Linked DNA regions of Mus musculus: region 1 is linked to region 2. The links are chromatin loops, found by intact Hi-C in ENCODE. Cell type or tissue: heart. All regions are shown on one strand.

Evidence for each region. Peaks named below come from ENCODE experiments on the same cell type or tissue, not always from the same donor. Only the 100,000 strongest peaks of a DNase experiment are listed, where the experiment ranks them.
Region 1: a loop joins it to region 2, with 3 times the contacts of the local background. A loop is called at or near these places in 4 of 42 quality-filtered maps.

The regions. Positions count from the first base shown.
Region 1 is chr9:61,686,576-61,694,575 of GRCm38, reverse strand. No RefSeq gene overlaps it. Among named protein-coding and RNA genes, the nearest start is that of Gm34770, 29 kb to the right of the region's middle. In heart, no CTCF peak of the experiment used is centred here; DNase peaks (open chromatin) are centred at 4,405 and 4,869; H3K27me3 peaks cover 4,704 bases.
Region 2 is chr9:61,442,196-61,450,195 of GRCm38, reverse strand. It overlaps Gm34322 (a long non-coding RNA gene), which reads right to left and starts at 7,505. Exons shown (of 3, transcript XR_379516.1): 1 at 7,473-7,505; 2 at 2,719-2,971. In heart, no CTCF peak of the experiment used is centred here; DNase peaks (open chromatin) are centred at 4,055, 4,405, 6,765, 7,055 and 1 weaker place; H3K27ac peaks cover 755 bases; H3K27me3 peaks cover 5,034 bases.

The DNA of each region.
Region 1 (8,000 bases), 240 kb before region 2:
GTCAGGGACTAGGACAGATGGCACATCTGCCATACTGGTGCCACACTTGTACTCTGGAGCTGGGGAGGATCCAGTTCTCTCCATGTGGGAAGTACGGTAGTAGCTGCTCGCCTCCACACGGCCAAGCGAGTCACGGGTGTGCAAGCTTCGTTTATGTATATACAGGTGCATGTGTGGGTGGTTACAGCTGCTCGTGGAGGTCAGCGGTTGACCTCCGTTGTCATTCCTCAAGATGTGTCCACATTTTTTGCTTGACATTTTGTGGTCTGTCTTCCTTCCTTTTTTTCTCCCTCCCTCCCTCCCTTCCTTCTTCCTTCCTCTCGAGTAACTTTTACTGGCTTACTCATTTGCTTATTTTATGTATTTGCTTGTTTATTCTTATGCATGTCATGTGCTGCACCATCCACCTTATCCTGAGCTAGGATCTCTCCTTCCGCCGGATGCTTGAGTTTCAATTAGGCTAGCCGGCCAGCAACCTCTCAGGACTTACCTGTCTCCACTTTCCCTTGGCGCTTGGGTTACAGGCAGTCAAAGCCACACCCAGCTTTTTCTGTGGTTGCTGGGATCATCTCCTAAGTCTCTGCTGTTCCCAGCTCCCAGCAAGCTCTGGGACTGCAGGTGAGTGGCACCACTCAAGCTTTTTGTATTGGCATTGGAGTTCTTATGCTTGATGGCAAACTCATTACCAACTGAGCCATCTCCTCAGCCCGTATCCAAGCATCTGACATTGTGATGTAATGTTACATACAAATGTGTCGGGCTGCAGGTTAGACCTGCCAGTGGGAAGATCTACTGCTCCGCACTAGAACAAAGGAAAGAGCTTTTTGTTTGCCTGTTTTTTCCCTTTGTTTTTGTTTAGTATGGTTGAGACAGAGTCTCATAATGTAGCTCTGGCTGGCCTGAAACTTGCTATGTAGACCAGGCTAGCCTGGAACTCAGAGCAGTCCTTCTGCTTCTGCTTCTGTGGTGCCGGGATTAAAGGCATGCATCACCACACCCAGCAAAAGATCTGTTTTTAAACCCTGGGATGCTGGTGACAGGACAAATTTAGGCAAGTCACGGGAGCACCTTGAATATACCCTTCCCTGTAGGATGGGATAATAGTAACTAATTTCCCAGCCCAGTCGGGAGGATGGAGAGTAATGACCGTAGGTGTGTTTGGGAGAGGCTCACTTTCTGTGCAAGTTGTCCACACAGCCCCCCTCCCAGCTTCCCTAGGGCCACCTGAGTGTGTCTGGCAGAAGCCAGCCTGACTGGATATTCACATGGTTCACTCCAAGGAAAGCAAAACTTGAAGAGAACCTATGGTTGCTGAAGGCCAGGAGGCTGAAGGTGCAACAGGGGAGCCGAGCCTCAGCTTTTGGTCCAGGGAGTAATCCTGGAGATGGTTCCACCCTGGGTAGCCAGCTACCTTCTGCCACAGTCTTTTATGCTTTCTCTAACCTCTTAAAGATCTTACCTGATACCCAGGGGATCAGCAAAATCTGCACACTGCCTGGCCAGTGAAGCTAAGTGCGATTTGAGGCTCTTAGGTTCACTGTACGATTGAGGCCATGTCACTTTTACATCCATTTCCCCCTCTTCTCTGCCAGACTGCTGCTGAACCCTCCCACTTGGTCTTCTGGTTCCCATGATCCCCTATGGACACTGTTCTCCTGGCAGCCAGGGAGTCTTTTTAAGATCTCAGTTAGGGGCCAGTGGAATGCCCAGTGGGAAGGGTGCCTGCCATTAGGCCTGAGATCCTGGTCTTGATCCTGGCCATACACACGGTGTAAGGAGAGAATTGGCTTTCTCAAGTTGTCCTCTGACTTCCACATTTATGCTGTGGCATCTACATATACATATGCATGTGTGCTTGCATGTACACACACACACACACACACACACACACACACAACATAAGAGTAAAGATACAAGATACAAATCACGGTCGTACCATTGCTTTGGACTAGCTTCTCATTCTTATGGAATAAAATCCTGTCTGGTCTATAGGGAAAGCCGGGATGCCTGCTGATTCCCTAAGGATAAAATTCACATTTCCTTCCTTAGTTACAAAGGCTGGTTGTCTGCTTCTCATCTTGCCCCACACTTCCTACCTGTACTTGCCTTGTGAGGCAGAAAAATCACCTTGTGTTCTTTCCCTCTCTGAAGTTCTTGGTTTGCACATAGTCACAGTCTCTTTCCAAGCCCCTCTGTGGACTCAAGACTGTGTATCTGAGCTCAGATCGACCCTGGGTGCTGTGTCCATGGGGTGATCTTCATTGTCCCAGGAGACTTTTCTCTTTGTTCTGACCAAATACATAAAGGACACAGTGGGCACTGCCAGGAGACTCTAGGGGGGTGTTGAGGGTGTTTTGTTTGGTAGGGGATTGGGTTTTATTTTTACTTTTAAATATTTTTGCATTTACATTGTATGCCTGCACGACAAGTGTGTGGAGGTCAGAGGACAGCTTCCAGGAATCAGCTTTCTCCTTCCAACATTCAGGTCCCAGGGATTGAACTCAGTCCATCAAGCTTTGTGGCAAACACCTAAGATGGCTGCTGAGTCATCTCATTGGCCAGAGCTTGGGTTTGGATTCCTGGGCAAAAAAATCCATCACCAATGATCTGGCAAGAAGCTCAATGAAGCTTTCCTGTTGTAACTCATACAGATTTGGGGCTGTTTGTTCTAACAGCAGGAGGAACTTGGCCTGACTTAGTCAGTGACTTAGATAACTGTTCTCTGTCCCCAGCTCTTTCTCCTATGCTCCTGGAGCATCGACAGAGATGCTTTTTCCCGGTAAGGCCTCACATGCTGACTCTCTCATAGCGTCTAGGCCTTCACTCCCAAGTCGCCATTAAGCAAATACTTTGTATTTGGTTTCTGGATGATTTTATTTTTTTTCAGATTTGATTTTATAATCTGTGTGCTTATGTATATATAGTTTGTTGTTCTGACTTCTAAGAAGTAAACTCCTGTGGGTGCAAATCAAGACCGAACCACCTTTCTGTATCCTGTCCAAAGTGTGGGACAAGGAACAGCCTCTATTCAGTGCTATCAGCTGATAGATTAAATGAATGAACAAGCATATTATGGCTGATTCAATTGAAGTTAAACATTAATTGGACACCAATTTGGTATAAGGTACTTCACGTACATTTAATTCATTCTCTAGATTATTATAACGGGTGTGTGTGTGTGTATGTAAGATATCACCTCAAGTAAGATATAAAGATTGATCAAGGGGTGTAGTCAGCAATAATAGTGCATTCTCTTCCCACACTGTGTCCTCCAATTGCTGTCTTATTCCTAAAATGTGCGTCTTAATATCTCCATTTTTTTTGAGACAAGGTTTTATTATGTAGTCCAAGCTGACCTTCAACTCTTCATCCTCCTGCCTCAGCCTCTGAAGTGCTAGGATTACAAGTATGTGCCACCACACCCAACACTTTATCTGCTTTTCATCAAGGAAGCACTCCTCCCAGAGAGAGACCAGGTCACATTCCCAAGATCACAGAGCTGATGAAGTTTCGGAGCTGGGAGAGGAAGAGAAAGGAACCCGGCTCCTCCTCTTGTTTCTCTTGATACTGTTCAAATTCAGTTGCTCCATCACAGAGCTCCATCCCCAGCCCCGCCCCCTTTTAACACTTTTAACAATGTTACTCTAAGTTGCCTTTGCCAGCCTTTGAACTCCTATATAGGCAGCAGGCACTTGAGTTTAAGATCCTGCTCCTTCTGCCTCCAAGTAGGTGAGTAGCTAGAATTATAGCTCTTGCCTTCAGGCTCAGTATCCCACCAGTCCATTAGTGTTCTTCCTCCTAAAGTCTACAGGCTCATTAGGCAGTCCAAGAAACGTCCTGACTGTGGAACACACAGAGACATGTTATTCCTTAGGCTCCTGCATCTGAGTTTGTAATAGGATTGTGTGTGTGTGTGTGTGTGTGTGTGTGTGTGTGATTGTGTTGGTGTGGTAGGTGCACACATGTACTCACGCATGTGAGGGACAGGGGACTACCTTGGTACATTCTTCAGGCATCTTCCTCTTGTTTAAGAGTGCCTCCTTGGCTTGGAACATCATCAAGTAGCTAATCTGGCTGGACAGGGAAGCGCCAGGAATCACCTGTCTCTGCCTCCCACCTCACCTTGGCTGAGATTACAAATTTGGACCACTGCTCATGGCTTTTAACATGAGTTGTGGGGATCCAAATTCACGTTTTCTGGGCGAGTATATGTATTGACTGAACCATCTTCTCAGCCCCTGTTCTCCCCACGGACACTGGGCAGGGCGCTGTGTTTCCTGAGCATGCAGCCCCAATAGTTTTTTGTGAGCCTTGCTGGCCTCCATCAGAGAATCTGGGGATGGCCAAAGCTGCTGAGAAGCAGTGTGCGAGCCACTTTGGCAGATGAAAATATGAGGCGGATCGTTCTGTCTGAGAGCTGGGCTTGCTGAGGAGTCTGAGTGGGTGCAGCTGGAGGCAAAGATGTCTGCTTGCAACTAGTAGTAAACTTTAATGGCTTTGAGTTCTGTGACTTGGCGGGCTGCGTGATGGTGCACAGAACTTATGAATTCTCTGGGGTGGGAGCTAATTAGGGTGCAATTTTTCAATTATGGAACACTGAGCAAGCCCTTCCCCACTCCCTCCCCCCCCCCCCAAACACACCATCCCACCCTGGATGTGCTCCATTTGTCTACTTTCCTTGATTTCTTAATCATTTCATGATCTGACAGCAATTATTTGTCATTTGAAAACGAAAATTGTCAGGGAGCCACTGTCTCCCCCCTTGGAAGGCCCCTGTCTTCCTAGGTGGCAAGTGGCAAGGCTTGCTTTGATCAATGGTTTTCATTCCTGCCCTTCCCCCCACTCCTGTCCTGAGTTGGGTTGGCAACAGGAAAACATTAGCTGGTGACGTGGGCCTGCTGGGATGGAAACCCGTTTGTAGGGAGGAATGGAAAAGAGCTCCAGTTGAAAGGAGTCCCACCCAGGGCTCCAGGCCCACCCACGTCACCCAGGTCGAGAGTGTGGAATGTTTTGTCTAGAGAACTTTTGGTCATTCTCTGAGATGATAAACCAGCTTGATACTAACCATGACAAACAGAAATGGGGCAAAAACAGAGCCAGGAAAAAGGAGCAAGTCACTAGGAATGGGAAATCTTAAATGACTTTGTTTAAATGTCATGCTAGTCTCAAAACCCTGTTCTCATATAGATGGGAGTTAATTAAATGGAAAAATGTCAAATTAGTTGCTTAAAATATTAATGGCATGACTTACCCCAGATTCGAGAGCGGGCAGAGGAGAGGAGGCTGACCTTTCGGCCTGGAGCTTTCTGCTTGGGGTCTTCTTCAGAATCCATAGATCTTGCTTCCACAAGATGACCCTTGAGGCTGATGGCTTTGTGGACTGGAATTTCAGTTGGCATTGGTGGCTTTTTACTTTTGTGGCATCTACTTTGTCCCCAAAGAGGCCCAGTAGCCATCTAGATGTTTATTCTAGAGTCTGGGTGATTCAGCACTGCTTTTCTTGTGGTGTATGTGTGTGTGTGCATGCGTGTATGTTTGTGTGTGTGTGTGTGTCTCTATGTGTGCTTGTATGTGGGTATATGTGTGTGTTTGTGTTTTTCTGTGTCTGTGTGTATGTTTGTGTGTCTGTGTTTGTATGTCTGTGTGTGTTTGTATGTGTCTGTGTGTATATGTATGTGTATGTCTGTGCCTGTGTGTGTATGTGTTTGTGCCTGTGTGTGTGTGTGTGTCTATATGTGTGTGTATGTCTATACCTGTATGTGTGTGTCTGTGTATGTATCTATGTGTGTGTGTATGTCTGTGCCTGTGTGTATCTCTGTGTGTGTTTGTGTGTGAATGTCTATGGCTGTGTGTGTCTGTGTGTATGTGTATGTCTATGCTTGTGTGTCTGTATATATGTATGTGTGTGTTTGTCTGTGTCTCTGTGTGTATGTATATGTCTGTGTGTCTGTGTCTCTGTATGTGTGTGTGTGTATGTCTGTGTCTCTGTGTGTATGTATATTTCTGTGTCTCTGTGTCTGTGTCTCTGTGTGTGTGTGTATGTCTCTGTGTGTGTGTATATGTCTGTGTGTGTATGTCTGTGTGTGTGTGTGTGCCAAAGGACAGCCTCTAATGTATTTTCTCCTTTCTCAAGTACAGCTCACCTTTTCTTTTTTCTTTGAGAGGGTGAGTCCTTTATTGGTCTGGAGCTGGTATATTTGGCTAGTAAGATCCAGGAATCTGCTTGTCTCCATCTCACCAAAACAAACTATAAATCTGTTCTCCCAAGCCCTGCTTTCCAAATGTGTGTTGGGAATCCAGCTCAGGGTCTCTTGCTCAGCATCACCCTGACTGAGCTACCCTGCCCCGCCCCAGCTCTCACTTTTGGTTTTTGAGGGGTGTTTTGGTTTGAAGAGACCATTAAACTGTAAAAATGGGAAGATGGTTTTAAAGGAGATGTGTCTGTGTTTGTGTCAAGAGTTACTCAGGAACCTGCCCCCCCACAGCCTGTGTTATTTGAGCAAAATGTTGAGAAAATCAAGAGCCACTCAAGGTTTTCAGGTCTGGTAGAGACTAGCCTCAGAGCTCATGATGTGGCCTCGTGGTAGACTGTGGGACAGGCAAAGGCCCAAGGAAACAAGGAATATCTCCAAAGCCACAGAACGATTGCTAGCGGAATGAAGCTAGTTTATTTAGGCCACACATTTCCTGCCTGCCACCTTCAAGGGCTTGAAATGTCCAGGGAGGGCACAACAAGCGCAGGAGTATGCCAAGCTCTGCAGAAGGAAGGACAGTAGGGGAATATACGCTGTGAGCAGCAGAAGACCCCACCTCCCCGAGCCATAGCCCTCCCTTGCCATCTGCCATGCATGGGGCAGTGGTTAAGTCTTATTTTCTCCCCACTCTAGCAAAGGCAGACAGGCGAGTTAGGAAGGACAACGCTGTTCAGTGAGAAGCGGGTCTAGGGCTGGGCAGAGAGTCAGTAAGGTGTCTGTGCAAGCGTGAGGACCTGAGTTCGGAGCACCAGCACCAGCATACAAACCCAGCCACAGCAGCACACACTTTCTATCCTAGCACTGGAGAAGCTGTGACGGGAAGATCCCTGGGGCTCACTAGCCAGCCAGCCTAGCTCAACTGGTGAGCCCCACATCCCAGTGAGAGCTCTTGTCTCAAACACAAGGGGGGTGTCTCCTGAGGAATGACACTGGAGTTGCTGGTCTAGCGTCTAGACTCCAGGCAGACACTGTCGATACAGCCTAAGTTACCAACATACGTGTCAATCAGGCAGTTCAGCCAGACACAGGAATTACCCACTTCACTCATTCGGCAAGTTGGCGATCCTCAAGTAAAGCAGGTAGCTAAACTGAATCTAGGGAGGCATATAATCCTGCCTCTGGTAATGAGGGGAATATCTCTTCATCAATAATAGCATCTGGGAATAGAAACATCAGACAAGAGGGATGGGCCTAACTTCTAAATGCAGTGTCCACAGGAGGAAGAAGATATTCCAAGATGTGTGTGGGGAAAACATATTTTAAGAAACCCTATTACATGTAAGCTGTTTTTGGGACCAGCCAGTGTTGGGAGGCTGAATCGTGCCCCACAACCCCCGGCATATCCAAGTCTCAGGGCAGAACCTACAACTGTTAGTCTGTACAGCAAAGGGAATCTGTGGGTGTGGTTAAGCGTTATGGGATGGGTAGATCGCCCTGAGTTACGCAGTTGTCTCAGTGTAGTCACGAGAGGCCTTAAAATATTTTACACGAAAAGAGGAGTTATGTGTGTCACATCAGTCACCATCCAAGCGGTGTGGCCTTATTACAAGGGGAGGCAGAAAGCCTAGCTTTTTCATGTGGGTTCTGGAGACCAAACTCAAGAACTCGTGCTTGTAAGACATGTGCTTTACTGACAGAGTCATCTTCCTAGCCCTGACATCTCTGGGATTTATGGCCCTGAGGCTTCTTCATGTGTCCATAGGTGACACTATGACACCATGGGTGGAAGGGCCAAAGTGAGAAGCA
Region 2 (8,000 bases):
ATCCTTCTGTCCATCCTCCCTGGTCCGAGCAAACCACCATACCTGAGTGTTTCTCAAAGAAAATGAAATTGGTCTGTCTCTCCACTGTATTTTAAAGTAGCCATTTTAAAGGTTTACCCACTGTCAGATCCACACCTCCCAGGGTTGTCATTCTTGTGGTAGCCCTCAAGCCCCACCTTCTCAAGCCTTGATGCTCCATGCACGCTCGCCTGCCTTCTATCCAGCCAGTTCTCAGCTTCTGTCGCTATCCCTTAAGTGGTCGAGTGTTTCAGGCTTTGCTCTCTTTAGTCCATAACTGTGACACTGTGACAAGTCCCATCACTCTTTCCAATCAGTCTCCTGTCCCAGCCTCAGTTGCTGCTCAGCACACACACACACACACACACACACACACACACACACACACACACACACGCACCGCTGTTGCAGCCCATCTACTCTGAGGCTTTTCCTCCTGGCCTCCCTGGGGCTGGTATGTTTCACTTCCCTAGTTCTGCTGAGAACTCTAAAAGGTAGCACCTTGCCGCAGGCACTGCAGAGCCCTGCCACCCCACCCCTGCCCTCACCACACCTGACCAGGGAGCACACCAAGACATCTGTGGCTTGCTCTGCCAGGCCTTCATCGATAGGGTGGCTGGCCCTGTGCTTTCCAGCCCAGTGGGGCTGGCTCTGTTCTCAGGTTGAGAAATGTTCAAGGGCCTGATTTGCCGGTCTGAGAACTAGGTGTGGTACTGGATGTCAGTGGCTAATTATGCTTAACCATTATTAATAGGTCTGCACTAATTATCTCTTGCACATAGGCAAGATTTTTACAGATGAGGTAGAAGGGCATGGGGAGGGGTGAATCTGCCTAAGGCTGCCAGATGAGTGGGTGGACAGACTGAAGCTGGCATTGAGGCATCTGGGGTGCTTAGTGGGGATTCCTCTGGGGGTGAGGAGGACATGAGTGGGTGGCATTGGGTGGCTGAGCTGGGACTGGGCCTGGGAGAGCAGTCTTCCTAGGTTGCTAGATCTTCAGACTGGCCTCTCCCTTCCCCCTCCAGGAACGCAATCTACTGAAACCTCTTATTAAAAGTATTCTGGAGGTGATAAAAGTGTCAGCAAAGATTTGCTCATTTTCTAAACTGTCATTAAAACAAAATTTATAGTCCCGGGAAATCTCAGCAGTGGAGGACAGAGGTGGGCTGGGAGAGAGAGGATGATTTAAAATCTCTCCCCTAATAAATTAAAAGAAGCTCACTTAGAAGAGAGGGCTTAAAAAGGAAATTGCTAGAAAGTCATTGCTTTCTCTGCTCCTGGTGGCCAGTGTCTTTGCAGGCTGCCAACCATGCTTCAAACTCTCTTACTCCCCCATCCCATCCTCCTGCCCTCCTGATCAATTTCTGAAGCCAAATGCCCCCACCCACCGCAGCTTGCTCAACAGATTTTGGCCAAGACCAGTCCCTTGGGCTCTGGCATTTGAATCTCAAGTGGCCTGCTTCTCATGCCCACCGCCCTATAAGAATCTGGCCCCAAAGTAGATATATCTAGTTTGGAGAGGGAACTTCCACTGAGGAATTGTCTCCTTCAGATTGGCCTGTAGGTAAATCCGTGGGACATTTTATCATTAATGTTTGATGTGGGGGAGTCCAGACCACTATGGGTGGAGCTGCCCCTGGGAAGATGGTCTTGGGGTATTATAAGAAATCAGGCTGAGTAAGCCACAGGGAGCAAGCCAGTAAGTGGTGTCTGCATCAGCTCTTACTCCAGGTTCCTGCCTCAAGCTCCTACCCTGGCTTTCCTCAAGACTGTGACCAGTCCGACGTAGGCGAGTTGCTTTTGGTGTGTGTCACAGAGCTAGAAGGCACACTGGGGCAGCCGTAGATAGAGTCCTGTCTCCAGTTAGTACTTGATTCATTATCCATATGAGGCCCCCACATGGGGTGGTGGGGTTCTTCCTATGGAATTTCTAGTAGAGGCAATATTGGCAGATCTATTAGGGTGACAGCCTGGGTTCTGGCAGCCCTACGAAGGTAGGCTCTACAATAATCCAAATGGGCAAGGAATGGTCAGAAGCAGAAATAGGGATCGATTCACTTGAGAAGAAGAACAAGAGGGCATGGTGACCTTCTACCAGCACCATGACTATCTTAAGGGTCTTGAGAGAGGGCTCAGGTTTAAATAAAGGGCAGGGGCTGTGCATAGCTCATAGACCAAAGTATGGTCCCTTCCTTGTACTGGTCCTCCTCTCTCTTGCAGGGTGGTCTGACAAATTATTAGAATTCTGTGAGATCACTTTCTGGGAAACAAGCTGTGTCTTTCTGGCACCAGGGACCCAATGTTCTTTTTCTTCTCCCAGCATGAGAGTCCCAGGGAAATTCCAGTGTCTTGAGTTCCATTGTTTAACAGTCTGACAGTCAAAGGGAGGGAGCACATGTGTTTCTTCAGAATCTACATTCCTGCAAGGATGGTTACAAAAGCGAGGTGAAGAAGCCAAGGAGTCCAAGTCCTCATTTCATTCTTGGGGACATGGCGGCATTCACCCAAGGCCACACGGGACAACGACCAGCACCCTGCCTTGCCTAACTGAGTGCTCAGGAGATGTGACTGTGAGTCTTCACCACGCACCGGCTATGTGATCCCAGCAAGTCTCTGGGCCCCATGTCTGGTACCTTTGGGTCACCTGAGCCATTCTGTCAGCCTAGACTCTGTTGGTGCCATGCTTAGACACCTACTCACCTGTCATCCCCCCACTGCTGCCTCTGTCACTGAAGCCATTGGGGACAGCATTATGGCTGGGAGCTGGCAGAGCTGTTGTCCCTTCCTGATCCATTTTATCTGCTCCAGCCTAGGGTGCAACACATGGATCCAGTATGGGACTTTTGGGGCAGTCTTTGATCCTCTGGTCAGAGGATGAGATGGCGTTCCATCATCCATTGGAAGAGACCAAGGGTCACACTTTGTCTCAGAAGATCAGTCCAGCAGGAAGTCTCTGGGGAAAGGAAGAGGGTGTGTCTGGCTGAGGTAAGGACAAGGATGTGGGGTGCTTAGCAGATGCCCAGCCACTGAGAAGGAGAAGTGAGAAAACAGATGGGGCCAGGTTAGGGGTTCTCAGATCCCAGGCAGGTCAGTAAGGTGCAATGTGCACCCAACTGCTCTGCTGGGATCCTGGGGAGACTTTAGAATAAGGGTTGGTATAAGGATGGGGCTGATTCAGGTCAGGCCTGAGCGGCTTGCCTGTCCCTTTCTTGCTCTGTTCATTGCTTTCCAGACTGAAAGCCAAGTTGGCCTAATTAAGGACGACGGTGGGCTGACACCAAGGTAATATACCTCACAGGAATCTAGGCAGCACGTTTCAGAACCTTATGAGAGCCTCCCACGAACACGCCAGACGGCCTGGGCTATGAGGGGAGAGGAGCAGGGTGCTTACTTGCTTAAATTTTAGGACACAAAAATCTAAGTCACTGTTAGTGACAGCAGGATGATGGGACCCCTGTGGGCTTCAGGGAGAAAAAAAGGAGAGCCTGGGACAGGTTTTACAGGCACATAAGGCTGAGGGAGATAGCAGGCCAGGAGGAGGCAACTCTAGAGCATGAAGCCCCAGCCACTGTAGACTGACATGGGACAGCTCTTCCTGAGCTCTGGGAAGGGATGGGGATTAAATCACTAAGAGGTTTGAGGAATGAAAACCCCACCTTCTCAGAACTCCCCCAGCCTGTTGGGGGTGGGTTATCAATCTCTGCCTGGCAGCCTCCATGGAAGGGAAGGGATGGTACCCTGGTCACCAGCTTGAGACCTCTGTGGCTAACCTTGGTACTCCTGTGCTCCTCCCTCCCTCTCTTCCTCCTCCTCCCTCTTCCTCCTCCTCTTCTTTCTCTTCCTCCTCTCTGTTACTCTTTTCTATGAAACACTGCCACATTTACTGTCTGTGGCTCTTTCTTGGGCTGTTTGGGTTTTTTTCCTGGTGGCAGGCCTAGTGTTTTTCTGTTCCTTACCCGCCCCTCCCCCAGCACAGCCTACCCCGACCCTGTTCCTTTGTGAGTGTCAGTCTCTGCCCCTCCCTTTGTCCCAAGAATAGCTGTCAGAGGTTGGGATTCCAAGCCAGAGCTGCTCCTGGGAGCACCAGGCAGGCCTCCTGGAGGCTTCTGCCAAAGGGAGATCAGCTCCCCCACTTTAATCCCAGGGTGATCTAACTGTGGCTCCTTTGACCCCCACCCCCACCCCTCTGTCTGTCTTTGATCTCTATCTCCCTTTGAACCATCTTGTTGAAGCAGCCTATTGACTTCAGATGTTCTCATACACCCCAGGCAGCTGGAAGGGGCAGGGAACAGCAAGCCAGGAGGCAGGCTGATACCCTAGAGACCACATAACTAGCTCCTACTGGGCTGAGCCAGAGGCTGCCAGTAACATGGATTGCTGGGTCACGTGGGGAGGAGGGTTGTCGTAGGGGACTTGAGCTGAAGAGCCCAAACTTCTAGCTCCCACCCAGCTTGCAGCGATTGCCTGGTGCCAGGGACAGATCTCATTTTCTCCTGTGGACATTCTGTTCTCTTAGCTTGCAGAGATGCTCCTGAGTCTGGGGCTGGATGCAATAATGTGTGAGAAATGGATGCTCAAGGAACTTCTTGGTGTACGTCAAGGGCTTAAAACCATTCTGCTTCCTCTTCATCTCCCTCACCTCTCTCTGTGACTCACTGAAGTCCAGGCTCAAAGGGCATTCCTGTGATGATGGGGGGTGGGGGGGGTGGGGGGGGGTGGGGGGGACTTTAGTTACTGTGTCAGCCTAATAGATGGGCAGATCACTGCATGGATGGGTTCAATGAAGTACACTCCCTGCTGTTGGCCCTGCCCACCCCCAGGGAGCACACAGGAGGCTGTTCCTACATGCTGTACCTCCTGATAGCTCAGATATCCAATCCCAAGGAGGGTCACGGAGGACCAGGAAAATACTAACAGCATGCACAGAAATGAGATGAGCCATGAAGTTATCTTCTCAGTCCATGCCTTAGTTAACCTCTGTGGAACTTCGCCTCAGGCCAACCATGCATGCTTCACACAGGAAACTAGGTTAGCAGAGAGGTCACAGGTGAGAGGCCACACCAACTCAAGGCCAGACCTGAGGCTCTACCTGGTTGTCCGACTTCCAGGCTAGCCCACTGTATGTACACCAGGAGATTTCACACATAGTCCTCTAAATAGCTTTCCTCTGAGGGCCTGAGACATTTCCCCTTGCCCAGTGTCTGAATGGAGGGGGTAAACATTGCTCAGCTTTCTCAAAAGTCACAGAGGTGTTTTGACTCATGGTGGCACAACCCTGATCTTTATAAGGGCAACTGAGGCCAAGGGACTATGGTGACTGGACAAGCTGGAGAGAGGCCTCCTAGGTTCTGCTGCTGCTGCTTCTGCTGCTGCTGACAGTGGCTCTGGGACTCACTGTTAGGGCTCCTTGGTGGGTGGAGAAGTGGGAGCATTGAACTTCGCTGCCAGCTTGACTCTTCCAGAGGCTTTCACCAATACTGATGGCTGGAGTCAGCCTACAAGATGATGGCTCTGGGGTGTGGCCAAGCATAGGGGACATTTAAAGCTCCCAGAAGCTCCGATGTTTGGCGAACACTGAGGTCAGTTCTGGGGTGTCCAACTTATGATAACGTATGAAGCAGGTGTAATGCAGGAAGTGCTGTCTATGCATGGCATACGCTGGGCTAAAAAAGGCTGCGGATACTTTATCTTTTAATTGCATTGATTGATTGGTTGATTGATCGAGAGCATGCACAACCCAGGGCATGCATGTCAAGGTCAGAGAGGACAATTTGTAGGAGTTGGTTTCTTCCTCCACTCTATGGGTCCCAGATCATCAGTCTTTAGTGACAAGTACCATTACACACTGAGCAATCTTGCCTGCCCAGTCTCCTCACTTTAGACAGAGGACTGAGAGAGTAAATGACTTATGTTACATTCCAAGGTCCAACGCCAGTCCCAACCTCGCCAGCTCTGTCTATACCTCAAAATCTAAGACTGAAAAGGGGACACAGAGACTGGCATGTGGGACTCTGAGTCTTGTGCAGTGGACATGAGTTCTTGCTTTGTTTCCTTACCTGCTGCAAAAGGCTAGGTTCAGCTGGCTTTGCCCTGGTTTGCAGCAGAAACAGGAAGGAACTCAGCTGTTTCCCAGTCACAGAGCCCTGCCAGGTCCTCCTTCTCAGCTACACCGTGCATGGAGGATGCACCTGGGTAAAGAGAGACCAGGTAGAACTCCCTTCCAAGAGCTCTTGATAGCCTTGAGATCCTGGGTGCAGATAAGCCCTGGCTTCCCCATGGGATGAGTGGCAGGTACTATCTTCCAACCTCCTCCACAGAGAAGCTGGAATTATTTGTACCCAGAAACGGTACATAAACCCCACCTTGCATGAGCTGAGGGATATCCCAGTACGCCCCCTTGACTAGCCTGCTAGGTCTTGTGCTCTCTATTCTATCTGGTCTTCTAAGTCAGATGATATTCCGTGACCCATCACCTTGGTCTTCATGACACTCTAGGCCTTGCCCCCGGACGACTCGATTCATCCTTGCAATGTGACCTGTAGTCACCCAGCTGGAGGAAGAGGAATGAGCTAGGAGGAAGAGGCCATGCGGAAACAGACACGGAATGCTGCAGAGGCAGGGTGCAGCTGGCTGCCCTGAGGCCTCCTGGGCCACAGGACTTGAGTGACTATGGGAACCTAGAAATGACCAGCTCAGGAGCAAGAAGGGCTATGAGCCCAAGGACAATTTAACTCACTACATCCTGGCCTTTCAGAAGGAGCCAAGCCCTGGAGCCTGACACATCTGACCCCATGCAGTGGATCTTACACATCTCCTCACCCTCCTAAACACAATGACGGTGACACATGGAAGCTGGAGATAAGAACAGTTGCTTTGTGGAGTCATTTAAGGATTAAAATCACAAATATTAAAGCCAAGCAGCTGTTATTATTTACAGCTTCGCTGAGGCCTTCCCACAAGCTCACTCCCTCCCAGCATCCCCCTGTGTTGGTTCATCCTCCAGGCTCTCTCCAGGGGAGAGGAGGGGCAGAGTCAGCTGACTTAGGCTCTAACTCTCCCTCTCACTGGCTGGAGGACCATGGGGAATGGGGCGTGGGAGAGGATTGGAAATATTACCAGCTCACACTTGCCCAGCACTTACTGAGGGGGAGGGGCAGAACCTGTGTAAGGGTCCCTGAAGGCTTCAAAAGCATCCTTCTTTCTTTCCTTCCTCCCTCCTCCTATACCCCTCCTCCCCCTTCTCCCCTTCCTCCTTGACATCTTCCTCCCCTCCTCCCCCTCCCCCCTCCTCTTTTGAGACAGGATAAAACTCATTAGCTCAAGCTAGCCTCTGCTCACCATGTAGTCCAAACCACATTGAATTTGCAGCAGTAATCCTCCTGCCTCCACTGTAATGCCTATAGCTGTGTATCACCGTGACTTGGCTTGAGGTAGATCCATTTATATTTACCTACCTGTCTTTATTTATTTATCTGCTTCTTTCTTTCTTTCTTCCTCCTCCTTTTTCTTCCTCATTTTTCTTCTCGAGGGAGGTTTACTTCAATCTCATTACACAGCCAAAGATGACTTTGAATTCCTGACCCTCATGCCTCCATTTCCTGAGTTCTGAGATTACAGGCACATGTCATTATGCCTGCCTCTGCTCTTTGACTTTCTCCTCCCTTCCCCTCCCCTGCCCTCCCCTTCACTTTCCTTCCCATCCCTTCTCTTTCCTTTCCCTTCTTCCCAATGGAAAAGATCATACAAGCTAGGCAAGTGCTCTACCCATGAGATACATCCTTAATCCTGTTCACAAGCTTCCTGTGAGGGACGCTCTCTCCTACGATCTTAAAGTGGTCCCTTCTTCTATACATGAGAAACCTGAGACTCAGAGAGCCTCAGCAGCACGACCAAGGGTCTGCTGGCTTGAGAAATATTGAGCTTTTAATCTGAGTGTAGGTGGCTGCTGCTCCACAGGGACAGGGCCCAAGCACAATCAAGGG